3 separate regions of the Mus musculus genome follow, and regions 2 and 3 are each linked to region 1. Evidence: chromatin loops called from intact Hi-C (ENCODE). Cell type or tissue: heart. All regions are shown on one strand. Links, peaks and the distances in the headings refer to the core of each region. The heading gives the core; the rest is flanking DNA.

Region 1 (7,733 bases), core at 1,374-6,373:
CATGAGTCCAGGCTATAAATATTATCACTGGCCATGAATGGTGCTATCTGAAAGACTTCTTTCCAAAACACTAATGCTTGTTTTTTGTTGTTGTTGTTGTTTGGTTTTTGTTTTTGTTTTTGTTTTGTTTTTTTGTTGTTATTTTTTGTTTTTTTTTTTTTTGTTTGTTTTTTTGCTATCTTTATTCCTCAGGGTTTTTGTAGGGCGCGTGTTTCCCTGGCCTGGGGTGATTTTTTATGTGATGGTAAGTTGCCCATGATAGAAAAGATGAGAAGCACTTGCCCAATGGGAACGTTCCCTTGGCCTATTTGGCTTTGGGGGATTCCACAGAGGTCAAAATGCTAAGCCTTCCTGCAGATTTAAGAACTGGCAGCTGCCCTGTGGCTTTTAAGTGGCTGCTGCGTTACCAGGTTTTCTTTTTGTTTTAAGGAGAAGTTAGATAGAGAGTCTTTGCCAACACCTGTTGTGGGCTGTCGGGGGTTTAGACAGAGGCCAGAGGGACCTTCAGCCAACAACGGAGAGTAGCTCTGGCCAGGCTTCAGTTGCCCTTTTAGTTTGTCTAAATCCATGCAATGGCGCTGACCGAAAGGACAGTAGGAAAAGACAGATTAATTGTTTCCAGAGCTGGGGGCAGGGGGAGCACACCTTCCTGCAGTATCCATTCAGTGCAGTCGTGTCTATAAGAGTCCCACATCAGGAGCCAACTGTGGGCCTGGGTAGCAGAGGTTTTCCATGGAGATCTCTGGCCAGGTCTTGTGCAAGGGTTTCGGCAAAGGGAAGCTAGTGCAGGCAAGGAGATGAAGTCTCCACCATGTCTTCCAGGTCACTCGGTAACTCTGAGACACTTTGCACTAGTTGGGTCTGCCTGGGCCGACAAGAAGTCAACTATCCAGTGATAGAGAGACACACACCTCTTCTGCGGGGACTGTGGGGACCGTAATTTCAATAGGAGCCAGGGGTTAAGGAGACATGACCAAATACTTTCCATCCCATGTAGGTGGAAATCACCACCCATCCAGTCCCTGGGGTTCCAGACCTTTGTTCTACTAAGACCAGTCTGACTGTGAGCAGCTCACTGCCCCCACACAGGTTCATATGAAAGAAGACTCCATGGGATGATTTTCATACCTTTTCAGTGTATTGAAGACAAATGACCCTCTTAAGTGACCATCTTTATACATCTAGCACAGGGATTAATGGAACCATGTGAACAAATATATGCATAGTCTTTTATTAGATAATAATCAGAGAAATCAATACATATGTGCATCAGGACGTGGGAGTGTTTACACTCCGTGTCAGCATCAGCTCTTTCTGGTAAGAAACTGGCAATAAGAGCACCAGAGTGAGTCTCACTGACTAGTCCTGATAGAAGAGGAGTGGCCAGAGGTATGAGAGGTTTGGTGCTTAGGACACTGAAGATGGTGCCTGGGAAAGACAGGGAAGGATAAAAGGGAGGCTACACAAGGATGTTGACAGTAAATTCTTTCTACTATTCAGTAAAAGGGGGATAGCATCCCCATACATGAAATCTGTCATTTGGGGTGACCTAAAAGTACAGCACCTGAAGTATGACAAAGTACTATTTGCTATGTCACCAAACCTCCTTCCACATATCTTTCTTTGTTCTTTTAACTTGTCATTGTGGTCCTTCCTTGACATCTGAACAGGGTTCATTCTGATCCTTCATTTCTTACTTGACCCTTTTCCCCATCCCTGTCACACAGCCATCCGTGCAGAAGTGTGAGAAGTCAGGACAGGCAGACACAGGATCATAGCAACTATGGCCTCATCAGTCCTGGAGATGATAAAGGGGGAAGTGACCTGCCCATAAGAAGCCTAAGAAGAAGGACCAAAGTGTGGATGCTTCAGAGCTTCTTAGAAAGGGGAACAAAATACTCACAGGAGGACATATGGAGACAAAGTGTGGAACAGAAACTGAGATAAAGGCCATTCAGAAACTGCCCCACCTGGGGACCTATCCCATATACAGTCCCCAAAATCAGACTCTATTGAGTGTGCAGGAAGTGCTTTCTGATGGGAGACTGATAAGGCTGTCTCCTGAGAGACTCTGCCAGAGACTGACAAATACAGAGGCAGATGCTCAATGACAACCATTGGACAGAGAGCAGGGTCCTCAGTGTAGGAGTTGGAGAAGGGACTGAAAGAGCTGACAGGGTTTGCATCCTCATGGAGGGAACAAGAGTGTCAACGGGCCAGAACCACCAGAGCTCCTGGGAACTGGACCATCTACCAAAGAGTACACATGGAAGGAGCCATGGCTATGTCCACATATGTGGCAGATGATGGATGGCCTTGTTGGACATCAGTGGGAGGAGTAACCCTTGGGCCTGAGGATATTAGATGCATCAGTATGTGACAATGCTAGGGCAGGAAGATAGGAGTGGGGGAGGGGGAACACCTTCATAGAGGTAGGAGTAGGGGGTTTCCGAAGGGAAGACCTGGAAAGGGAAAAACATTTGAAATGTAAGTAAAGAAACTATCCAATAAAAAAAAAATCCTTAAAAAAAAAAAAGAAAAGAAAAGAAGATTGGTAGTGTGGCATTATTAGAGAAGGTATGGCATGGATGCAAGCTTTCAGGATTCAGTAGATTCTGACCACCAACAACAACATTTTCTCTCTGCCTCTGCCTCTTGTCTAGTTTGTGTCTCAAGGTGTGACTTCTCATTTCCTGCTCCAGCACCTTGTCTCCCTGCCTGGTGCCATGTGTCCTACTGTGGTGGTCATGAACTCTACTGTGAGCCCCAAATGAAACACTTTCCTTACAACTTGTCCCAGTCATGGTGTTTATCCCAGCAGTTCGGAGTAACTAAGACAGATCACATGCAGGAGCCACCACACCTGATTTTGTACAGTGCTGAGGGTCCACCATCAGACTCTATAATGATAGGCAAACACTACTCTCAGAGAAGCTCTACAGATTTCCACCTTTTATTCAGGGAATGGTGTAGCAGTAGTACTGGTCTTTAAACAAATCCTAAATCAAATGGGACCTTGTGAAACATCCTGTAGAGGGACTCCTGGAAAGGGGAAAATGAATGAATGGATCAGCTCGGCACTGTGAAGGGACAAAGTCTATTCAGTTACAGAATACATAATCTGAGGGACATCATGGAACAACTGGAGAGCCCTCTGCAGCTCACTGCTCTCTCTGCTGTGAGGGTGGTGAGGTGTTTCTGCCTGGCTCTGCACATGACTCCTCCCCATTCTGTCCCTGATGGGTGGGAAATCTTGCTTGTGTGGCAGCTCCCTGAACTGCAACTTCCTTCCTGTTCTCTTCCGGTAAGAGTCCAGCTCCAACCTCAGAGGAACACGGCAGCTTTCTGTCCCTAGCCTTGTTTTTCCTTCCCTTTAGGCCACACCTGCCACCAAGGCAAAGCCAAAACAGGAGCTCAAGTGCAGGAGAAGCCCATGGGGAAGGCTTTCTTTCCACATTCCCAGAGGGTCAGGAACTTTTTGGTTGATTGTATCATGAGTCTGAACAAGTGACATAACAAGTTTCTGTAGTTCTGAAAAAAAATGTCCCAAGTTACTGGAAGGCAAAGCTGACCTAAGGCAACTGACTCCCTCTGGTGGTAAAACCTCAGATATTGATGGGGTACCACCCCACTGGTTGGTTGTTTTTAGTTTCTTTTTCTCAGTTCCTGCCCTCACAGTCTTAACTTTCATTTCTCTACTGGCTCCCAAGAGGACCAGCACAGTTGGCTGAATCCTCAGGACTTAGACTCTTGCCTGTGTTTGCTCCTCTCCACAAATCCTGGGTCTCTTGGTTGGTATCTGAAGGTGTGAGCCAATTTTCAACTGCAGAGTTTGGAGGAATTTAGAAGAAGACACAGTCTTTGCTCTGGTGAGTTTAAGTTGAAGTTAAAAAGCAGGAAGAGGTTGGGGGGGAACTGCTGGCTTCCTGCTGAATATTATGGGGATGAGAGCCAGAGACAGGGTGGCCTTGAGGAAGACAGCTCTTATGACCTGTCTGGAAAGGTCCGTTATTTTTCCAAACAGACTCCAGTCTTTTTTCTAATCTTTAATTATGAGTTGCAGCATGAATCTTCTGCTCCAACACAGACACTGATTTCCCTCCAAAGAAGTAGTATAGCCAGAGGGGTGTTTGAAAAAAAAGGTTAAGATTTCTCTGAGTAATAGTAGATTTACCCATGATTCTAAGGGCTTATTTCCTTTGATCTTTGTCTGTGATTGGAAGTCTTGATCTCTTTGCAGCCTCCTATTAATGTACTTGTACTATAAAATAGCCTGAAGTCTGTAGGGAATTCCTAATGTCACTTTAAAATCATTACCATTGCCTACCCTTCCCCATATGCCATATGTCCTGTATCTGAATCTAGATCACCCCAGACTAGTAATTCTGGATACAACGAAAGACGACACAGTAAGATCCAGAGTCCAAGGACCTAATAAGACCAAATCTATTTAGCTAATTTGGGTGCAATTAGTGGGCTGGAGGAGCACTTGCAAGTTTCTACCAGCTCCTAATTTAATCCCAAGGAAAGAGACAGAGGATAGGGTGAAAGGAAGATTGGATGAGATAGAGAGAAACAGAAAGAAACAGAGAGACAGAGAGAGAACAGCAAAGGAGCACTCTCAAGAAGTGACAGCTTTTTAATTCCTGTATATCCCAGGCTGACCTCATGGAATTGTTCTGTGTCAGCCTCCCCAGCTCCTGGGATTACACATGAACATTAGTGCCCTAGGAGGCACAGCAAGAGCTCCTAATTGAATTTGATGACATAAAAGAATGAAAAATGTCTGCTGATAGAAAGATCTAGAGATCTTGAGAACCATGAAAGAAAAGAAAGGACTTGGAGCAGGGAATCCAGGCTTCACCCAAACTAATGTAGACTCCAGAAGACACAGGTCAGGACTTCCTGTGTCCAGGTTGGCTTGAGGGTTCTCAAGAGCCCATTCATCCCCTTTCCCTTTGCTCTGTCTTGCTTTCAATCAGTTGTGTACACCTGTTTTCTGAACATAGCAATTAACTCTCTTAACCACCATATGTTATGAGATATTAAAATGCATGTTTTAGGGTTGTCCAGTTTTTAAATGTGGAAACGTCTAGGGGATACGTGTCAAATTGCTTCAAAAAATGATACTTTGTAAATGAGAGAATTTATTTGCCAGGCCTATTTGGAAAAGGACCATTTCTTCTATGGCATCAGTTCTTTGAACTCTCTTCATTCTTTTTATACCCTTTTTTTTATTACATATTTTCCTCAATTACATTTCCAATGCTATCCCAAAAGCCCCCCATACCCTCCCCCACACTCCCCTACCCACCCATTACCATTTTTTTTTTTGGCCCTGGCGTTCCCCTGTACTGGGGAATATAAAGTTTGTGTGTCCAATGGGCCTCTTTCCAGTGATGGCCGACTAGGCCATCTTTTGATACATATGCAGCTAGAGTCAAGAGCTCCGGGGTACTGGTTAGTTCATATTGTTGTTCGACCTATAGGGTTGCAGATCCCTTTAGCTCCTTGGGTACTTTCTCTAGCTCCTCCATTGGGAGCCCTGTGATCCATCCAATAGCTGACTGTGAGCATCCACTTCTGTGTTTGCTAGGCCCCGGCATAGTCTCACAAGAGACAGCTATATCTGGGTCCTTTCAGCAAAATTTTGCTAGTGTATGCAATGGTGTCAGCGTTTGGAAGCTGATTGTGGAGTGGTTCCCTGGATATGGCAGTCTCTAGATGGTCCATCCTTTCGTCACAGCTCCAAACTTTGTTTCTGTAACTCCTTCCATGGGTGTTTTGTTCCCAATTCTAAGAAGGGGCACAGTGTCCACACTTTGGTCTTCATTCTTCTTGAGTTTCAGGCGTTTAGCAAATTGTATCTTATATCTTGTATACCCTTTTTTTATTAGATATTTTGTACATTTCAACTATTAGCCTTTTCCTCACTTCCCCTCCAAAAACCCCCATCCCATCCCCCTTTCCCTTGCTCACCAACCCACCCACTCCTACTTCCCTCTCCTGGCATTCCCATACATTGGAGCATTGACTCTTCATAGGACCAACGGCCTCTCCTCCCATTAATGCTACATATGCTGCTGGAGCCATGGGACACTCCATGTGAACTCTTTGGTTAGTGGTTTAGTCCCGGGAGCTACTGGTTGGTTCATATTTTTGTTCCTTCTATGGAGCCTCAAACCCCTTCAGATCCTTGCTTCCTTTCTCTAACTCCTCCATTAGCGACTCTGTGCTCAGTCCAATTGTTGGCTGTGAGCATCCACCTCTGTATTTTTCAGGCACTGACAGAAAGACAGCTATATCAGGCTCCTCTCAGCAAGTACTTGTTGGCATCCACAATAGTGTCTGGGTTTGGTAACTGTATATAGGCTGAATCCCCAGGTGGAACAGCAACTGGATGGACTTTCCTTAAGTCTCTGCTCCACACATTGTCTCTGTATCTCTTCCCATGGGTATTTTGTTCCCCCTTCTAAGAAGGACCAGAGTATCCACATTTTGTTCTTCCTTCTTCTTGAGTTTCATGTGGTCTGTATTTTGGGTATTCGGAGCTTCCGGGCTAATATCCACTTATCAGTGAGTGCATACCATGTGCATTCTTTTGTGATTTGGTTACCTCACTCAAGATGATATTTTCTAGTTCCATTCATTTGCCTAAGAATTTCATAAATTCATTGTTTTTAGTAGCTGAGTAGTATTCCATTGTGTAAATGTACCACATTTTCTGTATCCATTCCTCTGTTGAAGGACATCTGGGTTCTTTCCAGCTTCTGGCTATGAACATAGTGCTATGAACATAGTGGAACATGTGTTCTTATTACATGTTAGAGCATCTTCTGGGTATATGCCCAGAAGAGGTATAGCTGGGTCCTCGGGTAGTACCATGTCTAATTTTCTGAGGAACCACCAAACTGATTTCCAGAGTGGGTATACCAGTTTACAATCCCACCAGCAATGGAGGAGTGTTCCTCTTTCTCCACATCCTCACCAGCATCTGCTGTCACCTGAGGTTTTTGTTTGTTTGCTTGTTTGGGTTTTTTTTTTTTCTGGTTTTGTTTTTTTGGTTTTTTTGGTTTGTTCTTTTTTTTGTTGTTTTGTTTTGTTTTGTTTTGTTTTGTTTTGTTTTGTTTTGTTTTTCCAGACAGGGTTTCTCTCTGTAGAGCTCTGGCTGTCCTGGAACGCACTCTGTAGACCAGGCTGGCCTCGAACTCAGAAATCCTCCTGTCTCTACCTCCCAAGTGCTGGGTTTAAAGGTGTGTGCCACCACCGCCCAGCTCACCTGAATTTTTGATCTTGGCTATTTTTGATAGATGTGAGGTGGAATCTCAGAGTTGTTTTGATTTGCATTTCCTTGATGACTAAGGATACTGAACATTTATTTAGGTGCTTCTCTGTCATACAAGTTTTCTCAGTTGAGAATTCTTTGTTTATCTCTGTACCCCATTTTTAATATGGTTATTTGTTTCTCTGGAGTCTAACTTCTTGAGTACTTTGTATATATTGGATATTAGCCCTCTATGGAATGTAGAGTTGGTAAAGATCTTTTACCAATCTGTAGGTTGCCATATTGTCCTATTCAGAGTGTCCTTTGCCTTACATTTGTCCATTCTTCATCTACTGTTCAGGAAAGTTTCCCCTGTGTCCATGAGCTTGAGGCTCTTCCCCCTTTTTTTCTATTACTTTCAGTGAAACTATCATCATTCTTAAAGTAACAGTTTTAGGTGTTACAGAGT
Region 2 (7,733 bases), core at 1,028-6,027, 62 kb before region 1:
GGAGTCCAGCTTTCTCTGTGATCCTGTGATTCCAGGATCCTAGGAACCTGAGATTTTGGGTGTGTCAGAGTTCTTGGCAGTCAAGCTTCCTCTGTTACCCTGAGATCCTCGTGTGACCAAGCTCCTGGTAACCTGGTATCCTGGAATCCTAAGATCATGAGCGTATTACAGCACCTGGAAGTGGTGTCTCCTCTGAGGACCACGGGATGTCTACTGTGTCCAAAACTAAGGTATAACAGCACCCACCAGAAGGGAACCCACACCATTGGTCAGGCAGGGCTCCTGTGTCCTTGCTTCTGCTCTCACAGGCCACTCACGATTGTTTTGGAACAGATGTTGCATTCCACTTACCAGTGATCCAAAGATCCTTTGGGGACCATGAGACCATCTGACAAGTTCGTGCCCAAGGTGGCCCGGAGCTGGCACTGACTATAAGGGCGAATCTTGTGTTACTTTTTGTTTTTCATCCCTTTAAGCCAAGATTTTTTTTTAAATATTTTTATTAGATATTTTCTTCATTTACATTTCAAATGCTATCCCCAAAGCCCTCTATATCCTTCGCCTGCCCTGCTCCCCAACCCACCCACTTCTGTTTCCTGGCCCTGGCATACTCCTGTACTGAGGCATATGATCTTCGCAAAACCAAGGACCTCTCCTCCAATTGATGGCCAACTAGGCCATCCCCTGCTACATAGGCAACTAGAAACACAGCTCTGGGGGGGGGGGGTTACTGATTAGTTCATATTGTTATTCCTTGTATAGGGTTGCAGACCCATTTAGCTCCTTGGGTACTTCTCTAGCTCCTTCATTGGGGGCCCTGTGTTTCATCCAATAGATGACTGTGAACATCCACTTCTGTATTTGCTAGGCACTGGCATAGCCTCACAAGAGAGAGCTTTATTATGGCCAGACAGATTTTGCTGACAGGACCTTGTGTTATTTCTTTAAGGGATCTTAGCTGATTACCTGTGGTCTCCTGTATTTCTTTAATGGAGTTATTTGTGTCCTTCATAAAGTTCTCTGTCATCATAATCAGATGTGATTTTAAGTCAGAGTCTTACATTCCTGGTGTGTTGAGGTGGTGTGTTGAGGTAACAAAGTCTCCTGTGGTGGGAGAACTGGATTCTGAAGATGCTAAATAGCATTGGTTTCTGTTGCTTATATTCTTGACCTTGCCTTTCACCATCTGTTTTTCTCTGGTGTTAGCTGATCTTGCTGTATCTGACTGTGTCTTGTCCCTTCTGCAAGCCAGTGTGTCAGTATTTTGGGGAGACAAGTTTTCTCTGGGAGGAATTTTGGCATGGAGAGCCATGGCACAGGATGAGCTCCAGGTGCTGATAAAAACCAGAAGAATCTTGTCACAAGCTGCTCCTCAGTACTGTATACTGAGGTCTCCAGGTGGGCCCCCCTGAGCAGAAGTGATGGTCTCATCTGTGCTCACAGGCTTGTCCAATATATGGTACATTTACACAACAGAATACTATTCATCTATTAAAATAATCAATTCATGAAATTTTCAGGCAAATGAATGGAATTTGAAAATATCATCCTGAGTGAGGTAGTTCACTCACAAAGGAACACACACAATATGTACTCACTGATAAGTGGATATTAGCCCAAAACCTAGGATACCCAAGATATAAGATACAATTTCCTAAACACATGAAACCCAAGAAAAATGAAGACTGAAGTGTGGACACTATGCCCCTCCTTAGAAGTGGGAACAAAACACCCTTGGAAGGAGTTACAGAGACAAAGTTTGGAGCTGAGATGAAAGGATGGTCCATGTAGAGACTTCCATATCCAGGGATCCACCCCATAATCAGCATCCAAATGCTGACACCATTGCATAAACTAGCAAGATTTTATCGAAAGGACCCAGATGTAGCTGTCTCTTGTGAGACTATGCCGGGGCCTAGCAAACACAGAAATGGATGCTCACAGTCAGCTAATGGATGGATCACAGGGCTCCCAATGGAGGAGCTAGAGAAAGTAGCCAAGGAGCTAAAGGGATCTGCAACCCTATAGGCGGAACAACATTATGAACTAACCAGTACCCCGGAGCTCTTGACTCTAGCTGCATATGTATCAAAAGATGGCCTAGTCGGCCATCACTGGAAAGAGAGGCCCATTGGACACGCAAACTTTATATGCCCCAGTACAGGGGAATGCCAGGGCCAAAAAGGGGGAGTGGGTGGGTAGGGGAGTGGGGGTGGGTGGGTATGGGGGACTTTTGGTATAGCATTGGAAATGTAAATGAGCTAAATACCTAATAAAAATGGAAAAAAAAAAGAAAATACTAGGGCAGGAAAATGGGAGTGGGTGGGGAGGAGCACCTTCATAAAGGCAGGGGGAGGGGGGAATGGGATAGGGGTTTCCGAAGGGAAGACCTAGAAAGGAAAAAATATTTGAAATGTAAGTAAAGAAAATATCCAATTAAAAAAATCCTTAAAAAAAAAGAAAATAAGATTAGGAGTGTGGCATTATTGGAGAAGGTATGGCATGGGTGCAAGCTTTCAGGATTCAGTAAATTCTGGCCACCAACAACAACATTCTCTCTCTGCCTCGGGTTTGTGTCTAGTTTGTATCTCAAGTTGTGACTTCTCAATTCCTGCTCCAGCACCCTGTCTCCCTGCCTGGTGTCCTATGCCCCACTGTGGTGGTCATGAACTCTACTGTGAGCCCCAAATGAAACACTTTCCTTACAACTTGTCCCAGTCATGGTATTTATCACAGCAGTAGAAGAGTAACTAAGACAGACCACATGCAGGAGCCACCACACCTGATTTTGTACAGTGCTGAAGGAACACCATTGGCCTCCATAATGATAGGCAAAGACTACTCTCAGAGAAGCCCATTCAAAGCCCTACACATTTCTACCCTCTACTCGGGGAATGGTTTAGCAGTAGTACTGGTCTTTATTACAAATCCTAAAGCAAATGGGACCTTGTAAAACATTCTGGTGGGGGACTTCTGGAAGGGAGAAATGAATGGATGGATCAGATCAACACTGTGAAAGGACAAAGTCTATTCAGCCACAGAATACATAATCTGGAGGAGACCATGGGGCAGCTGGAGAGCGCTCGACACCTCACTACTCTCTCTGCTGTGAGGGTGGTGAGGTGTTTCTACCTGTCTCTGCACATGACTCCTTCCCATCCTATCCCTGATGGTTCAAAATCTTGCTTGTGTGGCAGCTTCCCTGAACTGCAACTTCCTTCCTGTTGTCATTCTGTAAGAGTCCAGCTCCAACCTTGGAGAAACACTGCAGTTTTCTGTTCCTAGCCCTGTTTATTTTTACCTTTATGTCACACTTGCCACCAAGGCAAAGCCAGTACAGGAGCTCAGGTGCAGGAGAAGCCCACATGGGAAAGGCTCTCATTCCATATTTATACACGGTCAGGAACTTTTTTTATTGATTGTATCATGAGTCTGAACAAGTGACACAACAAGTTCCTGAAGCTCTGAAAATGTCCCAAGCTCCTGAAAGACAGAGCTGACCCAAGGCAACTGACTCCCTCTGGTGGTAAAACTCCAGTTAATGATGAGGTACCACCCCATTGGTTGGTAGTTCTTTAGTTTCTTTTTCTCAGTTCCTGCCCTCAAAGTTTTAACTTTCATTTCTCTACTGGCTCTTCAGAGGAGCAGCACAGTTGGCTGAATCATCAGGACTTAGACTCTGGCCTGTATTTGTTCCTCTCCACAAATCCTGGGTCTCTTGGTTGGTATCTGAAGGTGTGAGCCAATTTTCAACTGCAGAGTTTGAAGAAATTTAGAAGAAGGCACAGTCTTTGCTCTGGTGAGTTTAAGTTGGAGTTAAAAAGCAGGAGGGTGTTGGAGGGGAACTGCTGGCTTCCTGCTGAGTATTGTGGGATGAGAGCCAGAGACAGGGTGGCCTAAAGGAAGACAGCTCTCATAGTATGTTAGGAGATGTCCAGTTGTTGTACCAAACATATTTCAGACTTTTCTAATCTTTAATTATGATTTGCATCATGAACCTTCTGCTCCAAGACAGACTTTGGTCTCCCTAAATAGAAGAAGTACAGCCAAAGGAGTGTATGAAAGCAAAACTTTAAGATTTCTTTGAGTAATAGTGGCTTTACACATGATTCTAAGGGCTCGTTCTCTATGCTGCTGTCTCTGTGATAGGAATTCTTGATCTCTGTGTAGCTTCCTATTAATGTACTTGTACTATGAAACAGTCCAAAGTCTGTAGAGAATCCCTAATGTCACTTAAAAGTCAGTACCATAGCCTGCCCTTGTCCTTGGGTCATAAAACCTAATCTAAAGAAGAAGAAATATCCAGGAGGTGTAATTTATTGAGGTGCATTTAGTGCATTGGAGGAGCACTTGCATGTTTGTACAAGACCCTAATTTAATCCCAACGAAAGAGACAGTGGATGGGGTAAAAGGAGGATTGGACAAGAGAGGGAGAGGGGGAGGGGGAGGGGGAGAGAGAGAGAGAGGGAGAGGGAGAGGGAGGGAGGAGAGAACAACACTGGTAAAGCACTCTCCAGAAGTGCCCAACCCAGGCTGACCTCATGGAATTGCCCTGTGTCGACCTCCCCAGCAGCTGAGATTACAAGTGTACATTAACCCCAGGAGAAACAGCATGGCCTCTTAATTGAGCTTAATGACATAAAAGAATCAAAGATGTCTGCTAATAGAAAGATCTAGAGATCTTGAGAACCATGAAAGAAAAGAAGGCAGTTGGAGCAGAGAATCCAGGCTTCCCCCAAGCTAATTTAGACACCAGAAGACACAGGTCAAGCCTTCCAGTGTCCAGGTTGGTTTGAGGGCTGTAAAGAGTCCACTCATGCCGGAAGTGGTGGCTCAAACCTTCAATCCCAGCACTTGGGAGGCAGAGGCAGGTGGATTTCTGAGTTGGAGGCTACCGTGGTCTACAAAGTGAGTTCCAGGACAGCCAGGGCTATACAGAGAAACACTGTCTAAAAGAAAAAGAAAAAAAAAAAAAAAACGAACAAACTGCTTTGGCTCCCTACAGGTTGAGCACATGCTACACCCACTCCAGTGCTCTCTGGATTCTCAAATGAAAGACACACACAAACCCACTCCCAAAAAGACACACAAAAACTAGATTAATTTTCATATGCCTTGATTAGCTCAAAGGCTGGACAGTTCTATTCCTCCCCCAGCACACAAACTCCCCTCTGGTATTCTTGGCTCAACTTGTTAAATGAAGATTTCATCTCTGCTATCCCAGACCTAACTGGAGGAATAGCCCTGATGGGCACTTACAGGAATTCTTATGCTACTTGTTGGCTTTCTCTCCTGGAGGTCTTGTCTCCTCCCCCTCTCCAAGTTCCTAGAAAATCTAAGGTCCCTGTTTGATCTCTCTATCCCCAACGATTGGACTCTGGAATCTTTATTTACCAATCAAAACCAATTGGGTGCAGGGACCTGCAGCATCTTAGAAGCAAACATGGAAATTCCCACGTTATTTAGGAATCCATTAAACCAAGGCCCTATCATAAATTTCTCATAGACAGGACAAATTTTGCGTCAGAAGTTTTGTGGGTGGGTTGGTGTCCCTATCACTCCACTGGGGTTCCTGTTTGGCTACAAGAAGTAGATTCTTCAGGTTTCATATCCCCAGTGCTATGAGTCACACACAGCTAAGGCACTCACAAAGATACTAGGGCACCTACCTTCTCCCTGGTCTCTGTCTCTTCTTAGAGATGCCCCATACCTATCCACCCTGTCAGTTGCAGATTTCTTTTCATTTTCATGGTCATCTACCCATCCTCCTCTCCTCCCCACACCACATCCTGAACCCTTCAGTTTCCCTATTCATCTCTCTCCTATCCAGTTCCCTGCCTCCATCTACCTATTATGACTATTTGATTCTCCCACCTAAGTGAGAATCAAGCATCTTCCCATGTGCCTTCCTTCTTGTTTAGCTTCTTTGGGTCTGTGGAATATGGCATGGATATCCTAAATTTTATGGCTAATATCAGTGAATAGTGAGTACATACCATGCCTGTCCTTTGGGGACCAGAGTACCTCACTCAGAATGATATTCTCAAATTCCACCCATTTATCTAAAAAAATCATGATATCTTTGTTTTTCATAGCTGAGTAGCATTCCATTGTATAAATGTATCATATTTTCTTTATTCATTCTTCAGTTGTGGTTCATCTAGGTTGTTTTTGGTTTCTGGGTATCACATATAAAGCTGCTATAAATATACTCAAGCAAATGTCGCTGTGGGATGGTGGAGCATTTTTGGATATATGCCCAGAAGCAGTAGGTAGGTCTTCAGATAGAACTATTCCCAGTTTTATGAGAAACCACCAAATTGATTGCCAAAGTGGTTGTACAACTTTGTACTCCCACCAGCAATGGAGGAGTGTCCACCTTGCTCCACATTCTCACCAGCATGTGCTAACTGTTGAATTTTTTATCTTAACCATTCTGATGGGTATAAGATGAAACCTTATTTTTTTTTATTTGCATTTCTCTAATGACTAAGAATTTGAAACATTTATTAAAGTACTTCTCTGGCCATTCAAGATTCCTCTGTTGAGAACTCACTGTTTAGCTCTGGACACATTTTTTAATTGTTTCATTTAGGTTGTTAGAGTTTGCCTTCATGAATACATTATAAGTTTTGCATATGAGCCCTCTGTCAAATGTAAGGTTAATGAAGAACCTTTAACATTTTGTAGGCTGCCGTTAACTGTGTTCTTTACACGACAGAAACTTTGCCATTTCATGAGGTCCCATTTATAAATAGTTGATCATGGAGTCTAAGCCATTGGTGTTTTGTTCAGTAAATTGACTTCTGTACCAATGTGTTCAAGATTATTGTCCACTTTCTCTTCTATGAAATTTAGTGTGGTGGGTTTTATCCTGAGGTCCTTGATCCAATTGGAATTGAATTTTGTCCAGTGTGATGAATATGTATCTATTTGCATTCTTTTACATCTAGACATCATTGGGCTGCAACCATTTGTTTAAAATGACTTTTTTCCACATTTGTAGTTTCAGTTTATTTATCAAAAAATAGTGTCCAAGATACAAAAATATTGAAATTGTCCCATGTATCCTATCAGATCACCATGCACTAAGGCTGATCTTCAATAACAACATAAATAATGGAAAGCCAACATTCACGTGGAAACTGAACAACACTCTTCTCAATGATAACTTGGTCAAGGAAGGAATAAAGAAAGAAATTAAAGACTTTTTAGAGTTTAATGAAAATGAAGCCACAACGTACCCAAACCTATGGGACACAATGAAAGCATTTCTACGAGGGAAACTCATAGCTCTGAGTGCCTCCAAGAAGAAACGGGAGAGAGCACATACTAGCAGCTTGACAACACATCTAAAAGCTCTAGAAAAAAAGGAAGCAAATTCACCCAAAAGGAGTAGATGGCAGGAAATAATTAAATTCAGGGGTGAAATCAACCAAGTGGAAACAAGAAGAACTATTCATAGAATTAACCAAACAAGGAGTTGGTTCTTTGAGAAAATCAACAAGATAGATAAACCCTTATCTTAACTCACTAGAGGGCACAGGGACAAAATCCTAATTAACAAAATCAGAAATGAAAAGGGAGACATAACAACAGATCCTGAAGAAATCCAAAACACCATCAGATCCTTCTACAAAAGGCTATACTCAACAAAACTGGAAAACCTGGACGAAATGGACAAATTTCTGGACAGATACCAGGTACCAAAGTTGAATCAGGATCAAGATGAC
Region 3 (7,733 bases), core at 1,028-6,027, 160 kb before region 1:
AGGGCCTGTTCCAGAAGCTGTTGCCTCTGCCTGTCCCAGAAGCTCTGTGGCTTCTGTAGCCTGTACTCTCACCTGTGCAGACTAGTCTCTGAGGGATCCAGAACCCAAGATGGCTCCCCCACCTGCTCAGGCAGAGCCCTCCCCAAATTTTCTTTTCTAAGAAGTTTCCAAGTGCTTTGATCTTGCTCCCTCCAGTGCTGGCACGTATAGAGCCACTACCCTAAGCCAATGAACATTTCAGACAAACAGCGACTGGGTGTTCCTCCACAACTGCTTTCTAGATCCGCTCTTGCTGTATTTAAGAGAGCAGAGTAACAATCAGTTTTAGTGAAATAGCTTAAAAATCTAGAGTGAAATACCTTAAAAATCTGCCTGAGAAACTTTCATTTCCCAGAGCTTTATCCCAAATTTGCTTCCCTCTCTAGGGCTAGGTTTAATCCACTTCATTGCTAATAATTAAAGCAATAATAGAAGCGAGAAGGGGAAGAAAGAAAATATGATTTAGGTGATTTGTTGTTTGTTTGAGCTAAGATCTCACTATGCTACCTAGGTTGGTCTGGAATTAGCTACATAGCTAAGTTGCAATTGAACTCTAGATTATTCGGCCTCAACTTCTCAAGTCCTGATATCACAAGCTCTGCTCAGAAATGGACTTTGAAACTCTTTCTCTCATCCTCCATGAACAAGTCTACTCATCAAGTTCTGAGGAAAGTCTTGGGTAGCATATTCCAAGATGGAATTAGCATCTCCATGGCAGGTCAACTTCACAAGGCTGGACTGAGTTTCTTAGAATCTGATCTCTAGTGTGATTTCATATAAAAGGACTAGTTGAGGTATCCTCCTGTAACAGAAAATACACACAAGTTCTATTTGCTCAAATACCAAATTTGGTGCTGTTGCAAATGGGACTCCATAGATATACTAGAGCATCCTAATTAGATGATTTTAAATTAGGAGTTGGCCATTTAGTCCTGAATAATCAGAGGGAAGAGCATGAGAGGAAGTTAAAGCTTCCCTTAGAAAAAGAGACCAATTCCTATAAAAAACTAGATTCATCCCAGGCCTGGAAATCCCCAGCCTTCTTGTAGTCTTTACTTTCTGACGGCCTGTTCTTTGCATCTCAATGCTTGCCCAGCCAGTCCTCAGAACTGTCTAAATCAATCTATGGTGTGTCTGTGTCTTCTGTAAGTATGTGTGTATGTAGGTATGTGTTTTGTCTGGGTGTGAAAGAGACAGAGAGACAAAGGCAGAGAGAGACAGAGAGAGAGACAGAGAGAGATTGAGTAAAGCAACCAAAACTGATAGTAGTCTTAAATAATTTATTTATTTCATTGTACCAGGAAGAGAGAAAAGTTAAAAAGGGAGGAGAGGAGGGAAAGAGGAACATGCCAAACACAGAAAATATGACATGACTATATGATCTTAACTGAAACTTAGTGAAAAATTGGTAGAAGCATAGGTCATTGTATACTTTTAAAGAAAATATAAGAAGCACATGTGGTTAGATATAGAGGAACCAAAAGTGAGAAGTAGAAGAAGTACACATGTAACCCAGCATTCACAAGGCCTAGACAGTAAACTTACCAAGGGTTCAAGGTCATCTTGGGCTACACAGTGAGATTCTGTCTCACAAAGATAATCTCACATTTTACATTTATAAAATTGATTATGATTTCAGTTAAATACCAAGAATTCCACAGAATTTGACAAATAATGAAAGTTATATAAAAAACTTATCTAAGAATAGTTGTTTCTTTCTTCACTTTTTTAAACCCACAAAATTTAATTACTTTATTTGACAAGAGACAATGTCATGTTCTAACAATATTATACTATAGAATAAGGTTTTCAACCACTAAATTCTACAATAGGCATTTGTGAGATTATAACAGAGTTAACTGACAGAATTAGTGTACTTTAAACCAGTTAAATAATACAGGTAGTCCTCGAGCTTCAGATAGAGTGAAAATTACGAAACTATTCTATAATTTCAATCCTTTTTGAAACCTCAAAGTCTACCACCAGTGACACACCTTTTCCAACGAGGCAACTTTTCCTAATGTTTCCCAAACAGTTCTAGCAACTGAGGAGCAAGCATTCAAGTACGTGAACTTGTAGAGGCCACTTTCATTTACACCACCACAGAGAGTGCCTACCTCATGTGGGTAGAAGCAGGGGTGCCTACAGAAACCGGAAGAAAGCATAAAATTGAGTGGAAATGTAGCTACAGACTGTTTCGAGCCTACTGAAGGGGAGCAGGGACCCCTCCCATGTCCTCTAGAGACCAGGAAGTGCTCTTTTTTGTTTGTTTGGGGTTTTGGTTTTTATTTAAAAAAAAATGTTTTTTCAGACAATATATTTTTGTAGAAGTTAGTCCTTGATTCTTCCTCCCAACCCCATGCTCCCAGAAATATGATTGAGACTCAAAATATATTTACAAAAACCTTGGCCATATAGCTAGGCTATTCTCTAACTAGATATAACTTAAAATATCCCATTTATTCTGACCTATATTCTGTCATGTGGCTGGTCACCTGTGTTCAGTTACCATGTATCTGACCTGCTATATCTTCCCAGAGAATTCCCCTCCTGGCTCTATCTCAGAATCCTTTCTTTCTCCTGGATGTACTATCTCTATTTTCTGTCTAAATCAAAAGTATAGTAGCTTTTGAAATTGATAGGTGATGCTTTCATACAATTCACAAGATACTTTCTCTACATATTGTTATTGTGATTTCCTCCTCCAAGATCTGTCCCATTTCTCCACACACCCAATTCCACATCATAATCTAAAAACTCATACACAAGATGTGCACACATAGACACACACACAGACACCACACACACACAGATCTTCAGTCCAGATTTTTTAAATTAACTATTATTTTTATTTTAGAGTATTTTAATATGTGATTAATATAGTATTATTAAGTCAATATGGGTTATATTATAATAATATGATAAATAATATAATTTATTGAATTAATTATGTGTATGTGTTTTGCTAGCCTATATAAATGTGCACCTCAGGCATGCAATTCCAGTTAAGGCCAGAAGATGGCGCCAGATCACGTGGAGCATCTCTGGCACGTGTGGTTCTAGGATTCAAAGATCCTCTCAAAGAGCAGAAAGCACTCTATTATTAGTGTTGTTGCTGTTGTTGCTATTGAGAACAGATTCTTTTCTCATACAATAGGTCTTGATTACAATTTCTCCTCCCTCTAATCCTCCCAGCCCCTCTCCCCATCTCTACTTTCCTCTGGCTCCACTCCCTTTTTGTCTCATTAAAAAAGAACAGGCTTCTAAGAGATAACAAGCATGACAAAAAATATATATAAGATAAAACAAAAACCATCAGATTAAAGTTAGACAAGGCAAATCAACTAAAGGAAAAGAGCCTAAGATAAGGCACAAGAATCAGAGACCCACTCATTCAAACACTCCATAGTCCTATTATAACGCTAAACTGAAATCCATAATACATGCAGAGGGCGTGGTGCATGAGTCTGGGCTCTCTAGACTCTGGTTCTCAGTCACCCAAGCAGTGACGGGTATGGATTCCCTCTCATGGAATGGGCCTTAACTCAAACCAGACATTGGTTCTTCACTCCCACAAGCTTAGGGCCATCATCACTAACATATTTTGCAGGCAGGACAAAGATCTAAAGGTTTGTGGCTGGGTTGTTGTTTATGTTTCTCTTTTGACAACCTGCAGAGTAGCCTATCATACCAAAGACACTAGAATGTAGGTGTAAAGGGTCTATGTAGGCACCAGCTTGACCTCTGCATGTTCAATGAGTTGTTTGGGTGTTGTCTTCAGCATTGGGGTCTTGCTGTCTGTTGAGAGCAACCTATTGTTTCGTCAACAGCATGAACTGTTTGCAGATTTCCCTTTGGCCAACAATTCAAGTAGATGTAACATAGTCCTGGTACTGGAAGCTTCAGTAGGTGACAAGAGACTGCCAGTTGGGACTCCATCTCCCTCACTATTTGGTGACTTCATTAGAATTATCTTTATTTTTTTTAACAGTTTCCACTGTATTTGGTTTCCATCCCATCTCTTATATGCCCCTCAGATCTAGCCGTCTTTCCCCAGAAATGGACTTTAGACATTACCTATGGTACAAAACTTCTCTTATAAACCAATCACTGCCAAATAATAAAATAATGAAAAAAAGCAAAATTCCCCCAATATTACTTAGATTTTCAAAAAGAACTGCAGCCAAGTTCCTGTCATTTGAAAAGTGAAAACGACATTGCTTGGTAAAAATCACAAGAAGAAAGTTGAATTGAAAAATCCAAATTATTAAATGAACCTTTGTTTTCCTAGAGTGAAAACATCACTGTTCCTGTCTTCGGGAAAGTGGTAAGCAATGAAAACTTAACATTACATGGAAACTGGGAATGCTCACAACAATTTATTTTCCTTTGGGGGCTGCTTTTCAAGACATGCTGCTTCTAATAAAACACCCAGTGGTATTCTCTGATGAGCTATGCTGTGCTTCTCTCTTTCCTTGGTCTCTGAAGACTTGTCACTACCCTCAAATTTCTCCTAAGATGAAATCATAGACTACAAAACTTCCTTTATATGATGAAAGATCCTTGGCTCATAGCAAAAAGAAAACTTATATGTCATCTTGCAGAAATAAATACAGGGAGGGAGTGCTTTTCTATCCAGCTCAGTAGAAAACAAAAACCGTATTCAAGTTATGACCCTCGTGTAGGAATGCTCTGCTTATTGAAAGCAAGGTAGGTTGTAAGAAGGTATTAGGATATTTCTAGGTAAGTTTTAATTTTAAAATTTATATAATTGCTTTTCTTTTGATTCAATTGCTTTCTCTCAATATCTACCTATATCTGCATTAATCCTGTTTAACAAGCATTTCTGTTCTAGCCATTCAGCAGCCTTTGCCATCCCTTCTGAAAGATGAACGAGTTAACAGCAAATTTAAGGCGTGAGAGAGTAAAGGTCCAAGAATCCAGAAATTATTTTTAATGACAAAGAAATGTAAACTATGACAGGATAATTATTTTACAAATCCAGCTATGTAGTGAGTACTTAATAAGTATGAGCTAAATGGAAAGAACTTCTTAAAGAACAAAAAATTGGGCTAATTTATGCTTAAAATAATAACTATAGTTTGTGCAGAGAGAAAAGGTAAAAATGGAGGAAGGTATGGTTTTACTAATAAAGGGATATAGAAATCATGCTATCAATCAACGATAATGAGCCTGCCCCCAGGGATCTATGGAGTTGGAGGCAAGACCACACTGCATTTCTATCTTCTAAACAAATCACAGTTTTCAGATATTGTATGTTTTCTCACACACAGAGAATGTTCTCTGATCCCCTAAGAGTCTAGCAAATGTTCTTTACAATTCTCTTTGTCCCTGTACAAGAAAATTCCCCATCAAGCACCACAACCTCTTGCCCATCTCAGTTATAACATTTACTGAACTTTGTAGTCACTGTCTGTAAATTTACCTAACAGGTAAAGAGAAACAAAGTAGAATGAGTTTTTTTTTTAAGTAGAAAAAAAGGGGGACCTAGATTCATGTACCATGAACCACATTATCTTAGGTTGGTAATTCTCAACATGACAGCACAGGGAATTAGCGCAGGTGCTCTAGAGACTAGAGTTCCTAGGCTCCAATGCTGGATATTTATTTGGAGGCTGTTGTCTGGGTCCAGGCATGAGAATTGTTACACTTCTTAGTGTTTATAATCCATGGCAATGGTGTGAATCACTTTGTGGCTCTGTGACATATAAATGATCAGAAGGCTGATGAGTTTTCTGGGGGCTGGCTTTGGAAAGGAAAGAAAGTACAGATTTGGGCAGCATAATGAAGAACAAAATCTTATGCATACACTACTTTTACAATCTGCAGTCTATAAACAATAAATGCATAAAATCACCCTTCATTTGACTGTGCACAATCAGTCTATGGCCTGAGCACATTGCTTTGCCCAAAAGAAGTTTAAGGTAAAACAGAAAAATATGGCCTATAATGTTTTTCCTCTCAATAGTACTTCCCAGTTCTATGTCCATACTATTATTGCCATTCTTTCTCCATGTCCTTTGGCTTCATAATCAATAGAGATCATTTTAAAGATTCAAAAATCTGGCAACTTTAATCCTGTGTAATGTTTCAGTTTCAACAAAGGCACTGATTTTATGAGTAGGTAAGGCAATAAATACAGGAGGCAAGGGTGATGCCAGATTACTTTAGTTGTAAATGTCAATTTGGGTCAGATAACTATATGAAAAGCTAGGAGATCTTTGATAATTCTATAAGAGCAACAACAGCAACAATAAAAGAAAAGGTGAAATAATTTTGGATAAACTCAGATTCTATAATATTAGTCAGAGGACATTATAGCTATGATTTTTACAAGAAAAGAACTGTGCAGAAAATATTTATAATAAACTACTTTAATGTTTATGTTTCTATTCCATGAAGAAAGTAAGTAAGGTCCTTACAGATGTACAGTTTGCTCCAATGACAGTGTCAGCAAATTCGCAGAGTTGCAAAGTCCTACCAGGGTGTCACATAACTCCCACATCTTATCAGTGAGCTTCTAGTATAACAAAGCAGTTCAAAGCCGTATGGTCAGATAAATGCCCCCATTGCATCTCTTGTATTGCACAGGACATGTAGATTCTCCTAAGCAACCCTCATCTGGAATTGTTTGTGGCGTGCCCCAGAATGAGCTATTTTCAACATCTACTTATTATGCAGGCAAAGTCCTTTTTAAGTGAATGTCACATGGCGTTCTAATATGTTCAAAATATTGGTGATAGTGATTTTTTTTCTGGCAAGGATTTTCTTGAATTTGGTCCTTTCCTCCCTTTCTTTCTTCACACAAAGTGATATTATTTCTTCTAAAAACCATTAGTCAACCTCATGGCTTCAACAACTTAGAAAATTCATGAATATCACTTTATACCATAATACTAAATCTCCCAACATATAGGCACATAAGCAGAGATTGTAGGCTCACACTGAATGTCTGTGCTCTTGGGAAAAAAAAAAGATGGAGCTGGGCAGTACTGATGCATGCTCTTAGTTCCAGCACTTAGAAGACAGAGGCAGGTAGATCTCTGTGATTTCGAAGCCAGCATGGTATAGTTCCAGGACAGCTAGGGCTACACAGATGAAACTCTGTCTTGAAAGAGAGAGAGAGAGAGAGAGAGAGAGAGAGAGAGAGAGAGAGAGAGAGAGAGAGAGAGAAGAAGAAGAAGAAGAAGAAGGAGGAGGAGGAGGAGGAGGAGGAGGAGGAGGAGGAGGAGGAGGAGGAGGAGGAGGAGGAGGAGGAGGAGGAGGAGGAGGAGAAGGGAGGGAAGGACGGAAGGAAGGAAGCAAGGTGTGCACAATGATAAAATGAGGCCATGTGAAACTTGTTTTGAACTTATGAGTTTATAGAACAAAACACTGCTTTGAACTTACTACTGACATACCTCTGTAACTCCCCTTTGTTTAACATTTTATCTATGAGGCAACTTTCTAAAACTTTTGCCTATAAAAAGGCCAAAGAATAGAAATAAGATGTTGGCTTGTGGGGAGCTCTGCCCCAACCATCCATCCTTCCAAATGTATGTGTATGGCATTTGGGGCTCAGTTCCATTCACCAAATGTATATATGTATATGCCTGTTTGTCTGTGTGTAGTTATACAAGAACAGTTGTGGATTAAATAAAACAGGTAGTCAGGCCTAATTAGAATGTGTGTTA

What was found. Hi-C counts contacts between places; a loop is a spot of excess contacts. Peaks named below come from ENCODE experiments on the same cell type or tissue, not always from the same donor. Only the 100,000 strongest peaks of a DNase experiment are listed, where the experiment ranks them.
Region 2: it touches region 1 in a loop (2.6-fold over the local background); 5 of 42 quality-filtered maps call a loop at or near these places.
Region 3: it touches region 1 in a loop (3-fold over the local background); 8 of 42 quality-filtered maps call a loop at or near these places.

The regions. Positions count from the first base shown.
Region 1 is chr7:104,442,040-104,449,772 of GRCm38, reverse strand. It overlaps Trim30a (tripartite motif-containing 30A), which reads left to right and starts at 3,648. Exons shown (of 8, transcript NM_001357467.1): 1 at 3,648-3,869. In heart, for the core only: a CTCF peak has its summit at 3,600 (motif pointing left); DNase peaks (open chromatin) are centred at 3,432 and 3,592.
Region 2 is chr7:104,503,737-104,511,469 of GRCm38, reverse strand. It overlaps Trim30d (tripartite motif-containing 30D), which reads left to right and starts at 3,621. Exons shown (of 8, transcript NM_199146.2): 1 at 3,621-3,799. In heart, for the core only: a CTCF peak has its summit at 3,507 (motif pointing left); no DNase peak of the experiment used is centred there.
Region 3 is chr7:104,598,703-104,606,435 of GRCm38, reverse strand. No RefSeq gene overlaps it. Among named protein-coding and RNA genes, the nearest start is that of Olfr655, 5.4 kb to the right of the region's middle. In heart, for the core only: a CTCF peak has its summit at 3,052 (motif pointing right); no DNase peak of the experiment used is centred there.